Regions from separate parts of the Homo sapiens genome. Here regions 1, 2 and 3 are each linked to region 4. A link is a loop called in an ENCODE intact Hi-C map of the cell type or tissue named here. Cell type or tissue: K562. All regions are shown on one strand. Region 1 has its middle 5.3 kb from the start of LINC02418. Region 2 has its middle 56 kb from the start of PIWIL1. Region 3 has its middle 10 kb from the start of LINC02418. Region 4 holds the start of LOC101927786 (a long non-coding RNA gene).

What was found. Hi-C counts contacts between places; a loop is a spot of excess contacts. Peaks named below come from ENCODE experiments on the same cell type or tissue, not always from the same donor. Only the 100,000 strongest peaks of a DNase experiment are listed, where the experiment ranks them.
Region 1: a loop joins it to region 4, with 9 times the contacts of the local background. A loop is called at or near these places in 102 of 110 quality-filtered maps.
Region 2: a loop joins it to region 4, with 8 times the contacts of the local background. A loop is called at or near these places in 8 of 110 quality-filtered maps.
Region 3: a loop joins it to region 4, with 6 times the contacts of the local background. A loop is called at or near these places in 99 of 110 quality-filtered maps.

Annotation. Positions count from the first base shown.
Region 1 is chr12:130,046,428-130,048,927 of GRCh38, reverse strand. No RefSeq gene overlaps it. Among named protein-coding and RNA genes, the nearest start is that of LINC02418, 5.3 kb to the right of the region's middle. RefSeq lists an enhancer at 1,290-1,584. In K562, a CTCF peak has its summit at 1,435 (motif pointing left); a DNase peak (open chromatin) is centred at 1,417.
Region 2 is chr12:130,280,141-130,282,640 of GRCh38, reverse strand. No RefSeq gene overlaps it. Among named protein-coding and RNA genes, the nearest start is that of PIWIL1, 56 kb to the left of the region's middle. In K562, a CTCF peak has its summit at 1,270 (motif pointing left); a DNase peak (open chromatin) is centred at 1,290.
Region 3 is chr12:130,030,754-130,033,253 of GRCh38, reverse strand. No RefSeq gene overlaps it. Among named protein-coding and RNA genes, the nearest start is that of LINC02418, 10 kb to the left of the region's middle. In K562, a CTCF peak has its summit at 1,476 (motif pointing right); a DNase peak (open chromatin) is centred at 1,513; H3K27me3 peaks cover 30 bases.
Region 4 is chr12:130,334,225-130,336,724 of GRCh38, reverse strand. It overlaps LOC101927786 (a long non-coding RNA gene), which reads left to right and starts at 485. Exons shown (of 3, transcript XR_242978.5): 1 at 485-1,816. RefSeq lists an enhancer at 1,545-1,714. In K562, a CTCF peak has its summit at 1,008 (motif pointing right); a DNase peak (open chromatin) is centred at 1,044; H3K27me3 peaks cover 482 bases.

The DNA.
Region 1 (2,500 bases), 290 kb after region 4:
TGGGCCACTGCAGTCCATGACACACCTCTGTGGATTAGTCATAAGGTGTTTTCCTGCCTACAGACTCGACACTTCAGTCCCTGCTTTCTGCTCAGCCAAGGTTTGTGCAGTGCACAACCTGCTCAACTGTACTGAGGCCTTGAACCCAGGAGCTTGTATTTTAATGAGAAATACACAGCACATGCAGGGATACCAAGATAACAGGGCTTGGCCCTTGCCCTTTGGGTCCTCAAAAGTCAGGTGAAAGAATAAGCAAATCCCCCTGGGTTCCAGAGCCAGGTTCTTGGGAAGTTACTTGGCCACGATGGGCCTTGAGCTAGCCTCGAGGGTCAAGTGCAGACCTTGACAAGTCGAGAGGGTGACATATTCTTTCAGGAGGAGGAGGGAGCAAAGTCAGAGCAGAAGAGGGAACAGCTGGTGGTCCAGCGTGGCAGGGTTTCAGCAGAGGAGATGTCCAGTAGTCTGGCATGGTAGGGTCTCAGCAGAGGAGGGAACATCCCATGGTCTGGTGTGGCAGGGTCTCAGAGGAGGGAATGAATAGCAGTGGTCTGGCGTGGCATGGTGTTGGCAGAGGAGGGGACGTCCAGTGGTCCGGCATGGTAGGGTCTTGGCTGTGGGATGCTGGACTGTCACCCGTGGGGGTACCGATTGCCAGGATGTGGATTTGGGGCTTTATTCTTGTGGCGGTAGGGAACCAGGAAAGGTACTCAGCAGGGGCGGCACCAGTGCTATGGTGTAGTGTGATCATGAGATCTGAGACAGACATTCCCCAAAACCTTCTCAGTCCACCAGCACCTTCGTGTCTTAGTGATGTTTTCATAGTGCCCTAGGAGAAAGAAACACCTGTTTCATTTATGAAGTCCTCAGGTCCAAATAACTTAACAGAAGTAATTTGCAAGGTGTCTGACAGATGTTCCTGTTTTCCTTAAAAAAAGAAAACATTTGCATGTGCTATGATGAGTTGGCTGCACGCCCCGTGGTACCTCAGGAACACACTTTGGGAACAAAGAGGCCGTCTAACCTCAAGTTGTGGCTCAGAGTCACCACATTGCTGTTTCAGCTTCCTCTTTGGTAATTTGCATAGAGGAAAATTGCATCCCTGCCGTGGGGTGGGTATGAGTCCCGACCTCCTAGGGTTGTAAGCTGGAATAAATGAAATGATGCATTCAAAGCGGTGAGCAGAGAGCATTGCGGTCATCTCCATTATCAGGGGCCTGGGTGCAGCAGGACCTGCTCAAGGCAGGTGGGGTTGGGGCCCCGTTTGGAGGCCCTGTGTTGGTTTGTGGTCAGTGGGGACTTGGGCTTAATCAAGGAGCTCTGCAAAGTTCCCCACAAACACGAAGAACAGCACCCAGGATAGTAGCAGTGCCGGGGCAGTGAAATGACCCAGTGAGGTTTTCCGTGTTTTTTTCTTTTTTTACCCAAGTCTTGCTCACTCATGCCACCTGCAGGCCAATGGGGAAACTTTCTTTTTATTTTTTATTTTGTTTTGAGGAGTCTTGCTCTGTCGCCCAGGCTGGAGTGCAGTGGCGTGATCTCCGCTCACTGCAAGCTCCGCCTCCCGGGTTCACGCCATTCTCCTGCCTCAGCCTCCCAAGTAGCTGGGACTACAGGCACCCGCCACCACGCCCGGCTAATTTTTTGTATTTTTTGTAGAGACGGGGTTTCACTGTGTTAGCCAGGATGGTCTTGATCTCTTGACCTCGTGATCCACCCACCTCGGCCTCCCAAAGTGCTGGGATTACAGATGTGAGCCACTGCACCCGGCCAGGAAACTTTCTGTTGGCATCATATGGGAGCCATTTCTGCCAGGGGACCTCAGTGGTTCTGTCCCAGCTGACGATTAAAATCATTAAGGAACTTAAAAAAAATACTGATGCCTGAATCCTATCCCAGACCAAATTAATAAAAAGTAAAATCTAAGGATGTGAACTGGGTGTCTCGGTTTTTGTTGTTGTTTTTGTTTTGTTTTCTTTCTTTTTTTTTTTTTTGAGATGGAGTCTTGCTCTGTCGCCCAGGCTGGAGTGCAGTGGCACGATCTTGGCTCACTACAACCTCTGCCTCCTGGGTTCAAGAGATTCTCGTGCCTCAGCCACCCAAGTAGGTGGAATTACAGGCATGTGGTACCATGCCCAGCTAATTTTTTTTTTTTTAATAGAGGCGGGGTTTCACCATGTTGGCCAGGCTGGTGTCGAACTCCTGACGTCAAGTGATCCACCTGCCTCAGCATCCCAAAGTGCTGGGATTACAGGCGTGCGCCACCGCACCCGGCTGTTTTGTTGTTTTTTTAAAGAAACCTTCATGGGAATCTGACGTTGGGAACTATGGTTGATGGTATTCCCCAACTGCAGAGATGTCCCTGGTCACCCCCTACCGAGGTGCATTCCAGCTTCCAACTCTTTGCTCCAGCCCCACCGTGGGCAAGCTCGCTGCGTGCCTCCATGTGCCCACGCCCGCCCACTGGAGGGATCTCATTTAGATCCAGATACCTGGAACCGCT
Region 2 (2,500 bases), 54 kb after region 4:
TGATTAGGATCTTAACTCCAGGAAACATCTTTCTATTGATGGGCGTTGCTCTTGAGTGCCTGGCCTGGAGGCTTCCTGTAGGCAGTAGATACACAATAAGTACGTATGGATGGTGAGCAAGATTTTGTTGATTCAGGTCATTTTTTAAATAGTAAATACATTCAACGACCAATCTTCCACGGTGAGGGAGAGCGTGTGCTGTGACTGAAAGCCACATGTCACCACCAGTCCCATTTGAATACTGATCGTCAGCGCTGTGAACTAAAGCAGAACTAATACTTTTACCTTTCACTCTTCTCCTGACCCCATTTGCCAAGATAAAGATGGAAAGACCCCGGCATTGTCCAGTGGGAGGGAAAAATCAAGCTCCGCAGAACTTTTCTAAATTGGATTAGCATCTCCTGCCGTATGCGCTTATTTATTCAGGGAATTTCCAAGTCAGTGTTGCAGACATGAATGTGGCAGGGGATTGCACGCTTTCAGGATGAAAGTATTTGGGCTTCCTAAGTGCGTCGACGAGAAGAGACCAGTTACCTCACGTTTCTTCTTATTTTATCTTTAGCCTCTAAACATAGCACACAGTAAATCGTCTTGGACATCTAGGGATCCCTTTCTTCAGATGATTATAAAGACTCAGCTGAAATTGTCGTTATCCTTATTTCACGGGGAGGAAAACAGAACTGTTAAGCTCTGCCTCTTGCTGCTGATCAGCCAACTGAAGCCAGGTGGCGGGTGTGGCCCAGGAGGCACGACGACTCCACGGTTCTCCAGCTATGTGGCCATCCCCAAGAATCACACGGTTTCCAGACACTTAAGCGTGTGTTCCATTCCCCACCTTACAGCCCATCTCTCATCTCATCAACGCTTGGAGGAAACAAGGAAAAAATCGGTGCAGGAAGTCCAGAGAAGGAATCTCAACTTTTCACTCTTTGCTCAAGCCCCGGATTACGTCTCTGAACAGCCTGAGCCTTAAACAAGGGTTTAAAACAGCAGAAAGACAGATGGTAAATGCAACCCCGCCCGTTAGGTGCTATTCGAAACACAGATGGTAAATGCAACCCCGCCCGTTAGGTGCTATTCGAAACAAAAACGCCGGGGGTGGGAGGTCTGCCTAGGAAAAAGCCATCCAGGGTGGTGTCCGTTCAAGGAGCCCCTCCAGAGGGAAGAAAGGGGTGAGAAACTCTGTGAAAAGTGTTTGGGGGTGGGGGGATGAAGAGGCCTTAAAAGGAAGCTGAGCGCTTTGCTGCCTGGCGGTGGCGGTGCGCAGCGGCTCCCCCTGCCGGGGAGTCGATGAATAGCGCTGCAGCGTCAAGCTGGGCCCAGGCTCGGGGGCTGGCAGGCCAGGCTGAGGCAGTGCGCGCGGGGCTCAGCCATTCTAAACGCAAACGAAGGGGGACCCTTTCCACCCAGGCCCAAAGCGGGAGGATTAGAACAGGGAGTTCAAAGCTCTAAAATGGCTTGTTCGTTCTTTCTTTTTTCCTCCCCACCCTCCCCTTTATTTTTTAAAGGGGCCAGAAATATGGCTGGTTATTATCCCAAGTGATTGCTACAAAGAATTTCGAAATTAAAAGATAAGCACGCCGAGGAAGCTCAGTAATTTTCATAAAAGGGGACTTAAAACAGATGTGCCCTCTTTAATCGAAGCATGCTTGAAAAAATAGGAATGCATTTTTAACATAGCAGGGGGAAAATCACATGGCTTCGCATTTGTCCCCTGAGAGTTGCTGTGTGTGGATATCTGTGGGCACGGGGAGATGGTACTAACGCGCTAGGGCAGCCGCAAATGGCGGGTGAACGTGCTTTCATCTTCCTGGCCCTGGGGTAAATGACCAGCCTCTGTGCTCCAGACCTTTTGCTAACTAGATAATTTATTTATTTATTTTTTTAATTTCTTAAACAATCTGCCATCCAAAATGTGACGATGGCATACAAGCAACAGACCATTATTTGCAAGGAAACCCAGATTTTGTCAACAACGTAACCCTTTTCTTCCTCTTTGCAGGAGACGGTTTTTCCGTGTTTTCTTTTTGACAATTTGCACAAAGCAAATTCACTCTTAAACAAGGCTGGTTTGTTTTTATTTCAGGTTGTTGACATGTCAGCCATTCAGCTTTAGCCCCAATTCGTCCGTTCACCAGATGAGGGTAGCTGTGTGTCAATTCTTACCAAAACAGGAGTGTCACGTCTACTCATTTCCTGCATGGTGAGAAGGAAATGAAAGTGCTCGGTCTGAGATTCCCTGAGAAGAGAAACCAAAGACCGTCAGACCAACAACAGTGCTTTTAACCAGTGAAAGAGGCAAACATTGAAGCATATTTAGGAGTAGCAGGGCACTAAAGCCAGCAGTTGCTTGATTCTCTGTTGCCGTTTAGCTGAGCGTGTGTCCCACACTCCCTAGCGGCTTCCCAAGTGATGCAGAGACTATTGGTGGATACTTTTGGTTGTTGTTACTTTAAATGTTTCCTTTTTATTTTCCATAAAAACGATTTAGCTCATCTTT
Region 3 (2,500 bases), 300 kb after region 4:
ATTGGGAAACATTATTTTTGTGAATTGAATATATTGTAGGAAATCTTGTATGCTCTAATCTGCTAGTTAATATACTAATCAAGAAAAGGTAATAAAACCACATAGCTAAAAAGAAACATATTGATTTCAGCGACTTCTGCTAAAGCCAGATTATGTGAAGATTAAATCTAAAATGTCAGCAAAATAATACTGAATCGATCTTTCATCATCTGTGTGGCCTGTTTTATTGACTCATTTCTTTATTGTTATTATACCAATGAAGCATGGAAATGCTGTCATGGAAAAATCCAAATGGCTTATTGTGTTGCCAAGCATTTTATTAGAGTCCCTTGTCAATTTTTCCTTGAAAATAAAGTTATTTTTCAGGAAGAATGCCTTGGCTATGTCCATAATTCTAACCATATCAACATCGTTTTTAGGTTGATTGATTTTAACAGTGTTAGATCAATGAGGCATAGCTCATAAGTTAATGATCACAAGGTTGGGGAAAATTGATCTCTTCTGAAAAACGTGTTATCACACCTAGTGATTGATTAGTGTTCTACAACAATCTTCCATGCAGCATAATCTTCTGTGAGAAGATTCCGAGTTTGGAGACCACGGGGAAAGTGAGTAACGCACTTGCCTCAGGGGCAAAATTTAAAATGAATGAAAAAACCTAAGATGCTCAAAATCTAACATTTTGAATAAGGGCTGATTGAGAGCTGTGCCAGGCCGGAACCTCAGGCAGCAAGAAAGACAGGGAAGCAAACTCACCACAAATATCTTCAGAGACGACTTCTCTGCTTGTCTCACTTTCGATGGGGACAGCAGTCATGTTTGACAGTTTCTCTTGACTGGGGGTGATCTTAAATGGTTTTAAATTAATCTAAGTGAAGTAAAATGATAATGAATTCTATCTTGGTATAAAACTATATTTACGTTTTTTCTGTAAGTGTTCATATATCTGCTTTTCAAGTTTTCAATATTTTTAACTACTTTAATGTTCTGGAAAAAAATTAAAAACATATAAAATTATGTTTAGGAAGCTCATTTTTTCTTTCCCCTTCAGGCAAATTCATGACAGTGAGACTGAAGGTTGTAAGTGCATGCTTCATGGAATAAATAAATCTTTCAAGAGAAGGAGAAAGTTCTTCGTCTCCTAAGTAACATTTGATGCCAAAACCCAGAAAAAGTATATATTGACCTTAAATGTTACGCTAACTGATATGCAAACATTTACTAACCTTCTAATCTTACAAATAGGGCTTTGCGTTTTCAAAGCCTGTGCCAACTGACAAAAAAGCTACATCGATTGCTTTTTACTCCCTCAAGTGATTAGTAACTGTGGCCAGGAGTTTTGACCTTAATTTGAATCAAGGTTAAGCCAAAGATATTTGTGGCGTTTTTGATCATCTAATTTTCCCACCAGCAGTGAGGTAAGAAACAGCATTCGCTCTCCGAGTGCCCGTTCCGAGAATCGCCACTAGAGGGCAGCAGCAGCGGCTGTTTCTCAAAGTTGACCTGCAGGTGGACCCAGAGACCCTGATGGGAAAAGCCCCTGGTGTTCAGCCTGGAGGTGGACAGAGGTGTGGTTCTGCTACCCTGTTCTCTCACAGCCTATGACGCTAAGCTCAAATCTATTATTACACTTATTAGTATAGCACTCTGTTGCTTGAGAGCCATGCATTATGATGGTAATAAATTTAAACCCAAAACATCAGGAGTGTAACCTCATCCCCACCTCTGCTTGCTGTGGGGTCTATAGTTTGTCAGTTTTGTTAACAAAAATAGGAAAAGGATGCAAAACTTGCCCCTCTGCCGCAACCTTTGGTGTTGCCAACACCACTCTGAGAAGACACTATGATCCATTATTTTTTGGTTTTGGCACTGAACTTTCTATTGCAAAGTGGGCACGGAGCAATTTTCGGAGGCTTTTTTGGGGGGAGATGCGGGAAGGGAGGGTGCTGCCTAACGACCTCCTATGTTAACCTGGGCGTCTTCTCCCCAGAGCCCCTGCGCGACGCTTGGCTTCACCAGCATTGTGATCGGTATTCCGATGAGCTCTCAGGACTCCCGGTGATGCCAGGGAGCCGTCCTGAGCAACAGCTGAAATCTCCTTCTGCAGCCTTCACATAGGAGAAAGCCGTCCTTGTGATGCTTCTGTTCGCCGTGGAAGGGATCTGAGTCTGCAGCAACCTCAAGTCTTGCCTCCCCAGAAAAAAGAATCTGAGGAGGGGCACAAGATGGGAGAGAGAGAGGCAAGTTTTAGAGCAGGAGTGGAAGTTGATCAAAACACTTTAGTGCAAGAAGGAAAGGAAAGTACACTTGGAAGAGGGCCAAGCAGGTGACTCAAAAGACCAGTGTGCAGCTTGACTGTTTGACTTGGGTTTTATTCGTTGGCTACTCCCGGGGTCTGGTGTCTCTTCCCCCACTCCCAGGATCTTATTGGGAAACTGCTGATGAGTTTCACCTGTTTTCTATCTATTAGGAGCCTGCCTTTCCCTGGTGTTGGCTGTGA
Region 4 (2,500 bases):
ATAGGGTCGCCTCTGCAGACAGGTTTTAAAACTGCATTTATACGGTAAACATAGTGCTTTTCCTTTTTTTTTTTTGTGAGACGGAGTCTCACTCTGTCGCCCAGGCTGGAGTGCAGTGGCAGGATCTTGGCTCACTGCAACCTCCGTCTCCCAGCCTCCTGAGTAGCTGCGACTACAGGCACCCACCACCATGCCCACATAATTTTGTGTTCTTTGTTTTGTTTTGAGACAGGGTCTGGCTCTGTCAGGCTGGAGTGCAATGGTGGGATCATGGCTCCCTGCAGCCTCGACCTCCTGGGCTCAGGTGATCCTCCTGCCTCAGCCTCCCCTGTAGCTGGTACTACAGGTGTGTGCCACCTGTAGTAATTTTTTTGTATTTCTTGTAGAAATACGAGAAATACACCCAGCTAATTTTTTTGTATTTCTTGTAGAAAGAGGGTTTCATCATGTTGCCCAGGCCGGTCTCAAACTTCTGGGCTCAAGTGATCCACCCATCTTGGCCTCCCAATGTGCAGGGATTACAGGCATAAGCCACAGAGCCCGGCCTACATATTGCTTATTATTCATACTTAAAAGCGCATGCCTGGGAATCGGGGGCTGGAGAGGGCTGAAGGCTCCCCAAGCCACCTTCCCAAATCCTACGTCTCATCTGTGCCATGAAAGGGGCAGGTTAGATGTCAGCGTTTCCCACACTAGCCTGAGTGTAAGCATCCACTGAGGGAACTTCCAAATAATACAGACTCCCAGATCACGCTGATTCCAGGAGGTCTGGGACGGGTGCAAGGAATTTCAAGAAGTAACATCAAGTTATTCTTATGCTCAGAGAAGGCTAATAAATTTGGGGCGAGGCCAAAAGGCGTTGGAAGCCAGTAGTTTGAAAGAAAAATAGCTTTCCAAAGGCTTTCGCTTTGTAAAAACTAAATGGTGCCTTTTGGAATACAATGTGAACATAACTTTTCCAAGGATTTAAGGTGTTGATGAGAAAGACATTCTGAGACCTGCCAGCAGATGGAGCCATAAAACAAGAAATAGATGTTTACAGCCTCAACTCGGGAGAAAAATACCGTGAATGCACCTTACACTATAGAAGTAACACTTTTCCCTCTGCTTTATTTTCTCTATATGCTAAACTCCTTACTTGCCTCTGCTAAAGAACATCGCTGGAGTGTCTTGGTGTGTGAAGTATGAAATAGTTTCTAAAGACATAAGTTGTGATATAGCAAGACAGAGGCAAAACCCCTCATTCTTCTGAGAGTGTAAACATCATGTCGCAAGAAGCTCACCTAAAATTTGAAAAGGAAAACTCAACGAAAATTTGAAAAGAAATTCAAGGAAAAAAAAATGTGACCTTTAAAATTTCCATGTTGACAGCACCACCAGGACCCCTTCTGGGATCCGTTGCTAGGTATAACTTCGTGCCTGACTCTGGAAGTTAAAAAATGAATAGTTACAGATTCTTTTTCCGGGAGCCGCCTCTAGAGGGGTGTACCCACCAGGGAAGGTGAGCAGAGTGCCACCAATCCTGTGGGTGCTCAGCGGGAGGTTGCTGAGGGATGCTTCGTGACTCAACGCTGCTGAAGCCCTGAAGGCTGATTTGGGTTTGCAGGGAACAGGAGGATCGGCATGGCGGAGCACGTTGGTCTGAGCACATGTGAGGTGTTTAGAAAACTGCAAGTCATCCAGCACGGGAGCAACGCCAGGCACAGGCAGGGGAGTCGTAGGGGATGATGCTGCAGAAGGGACAGACCGGGTTCTAGAAGTTGGCGAGCAAGGAAATGTGAGCATCTGGACTGCCGAACGCACCCTGTTAAGTGCTGTGAGTAAAACACACTCTGTCCTCCCATTGATGTGAATAAAACACACTCTGCCCTCCCGCTGATGGCCCAACAAGGGAAGCAGGGAGTGTGACAATTGGGAACGTGGATGCTGACCTGAAGGGCCAGTGGCTGCTTAGTCCTAGCCAGTTACCAGGAGAGAATGAGGGCTCAGATTTGCTGGGCCTCACATGATGGCTTTGGTTGTTGTTGTTGTTGTTTTTTTAATTGAGGTGAAATTCACATAACACTACATTAACTATTTTACAGTGAACAATTCCATGATATTTAATGCGTTCATAATGTTACGCAACCCCCCACCTCTAGTTCCAAAACATTTTCATCATCCCAAAATAAAACCGTCACTCTCCATCTCCCTCTTCCCCCCACTACCCTGGCAACCACGAATCTGCTTTCTGTCTCCTTTCCTGTTCATTTCATAGAAACGGGGTCATACACTAGGTGGCCGTTTGTGTCTGGCTTCTTTCACTCAGCGCCGTATTCTCAAGGCTCACCTACGTCGTAGCCCGTCAGAGCTTCCGTCCTCCTTACGGCTGGATCTTACTCTGCTGTTTGGACGGACCACATTTTGTTTATCCACTCATCCATTGGTGGACAGCTCAAACGTTTTTAAAGGGGAGCAGGAAACTTGGACATTTTCCGGTGCGTTTTTAGGAATGGCCACC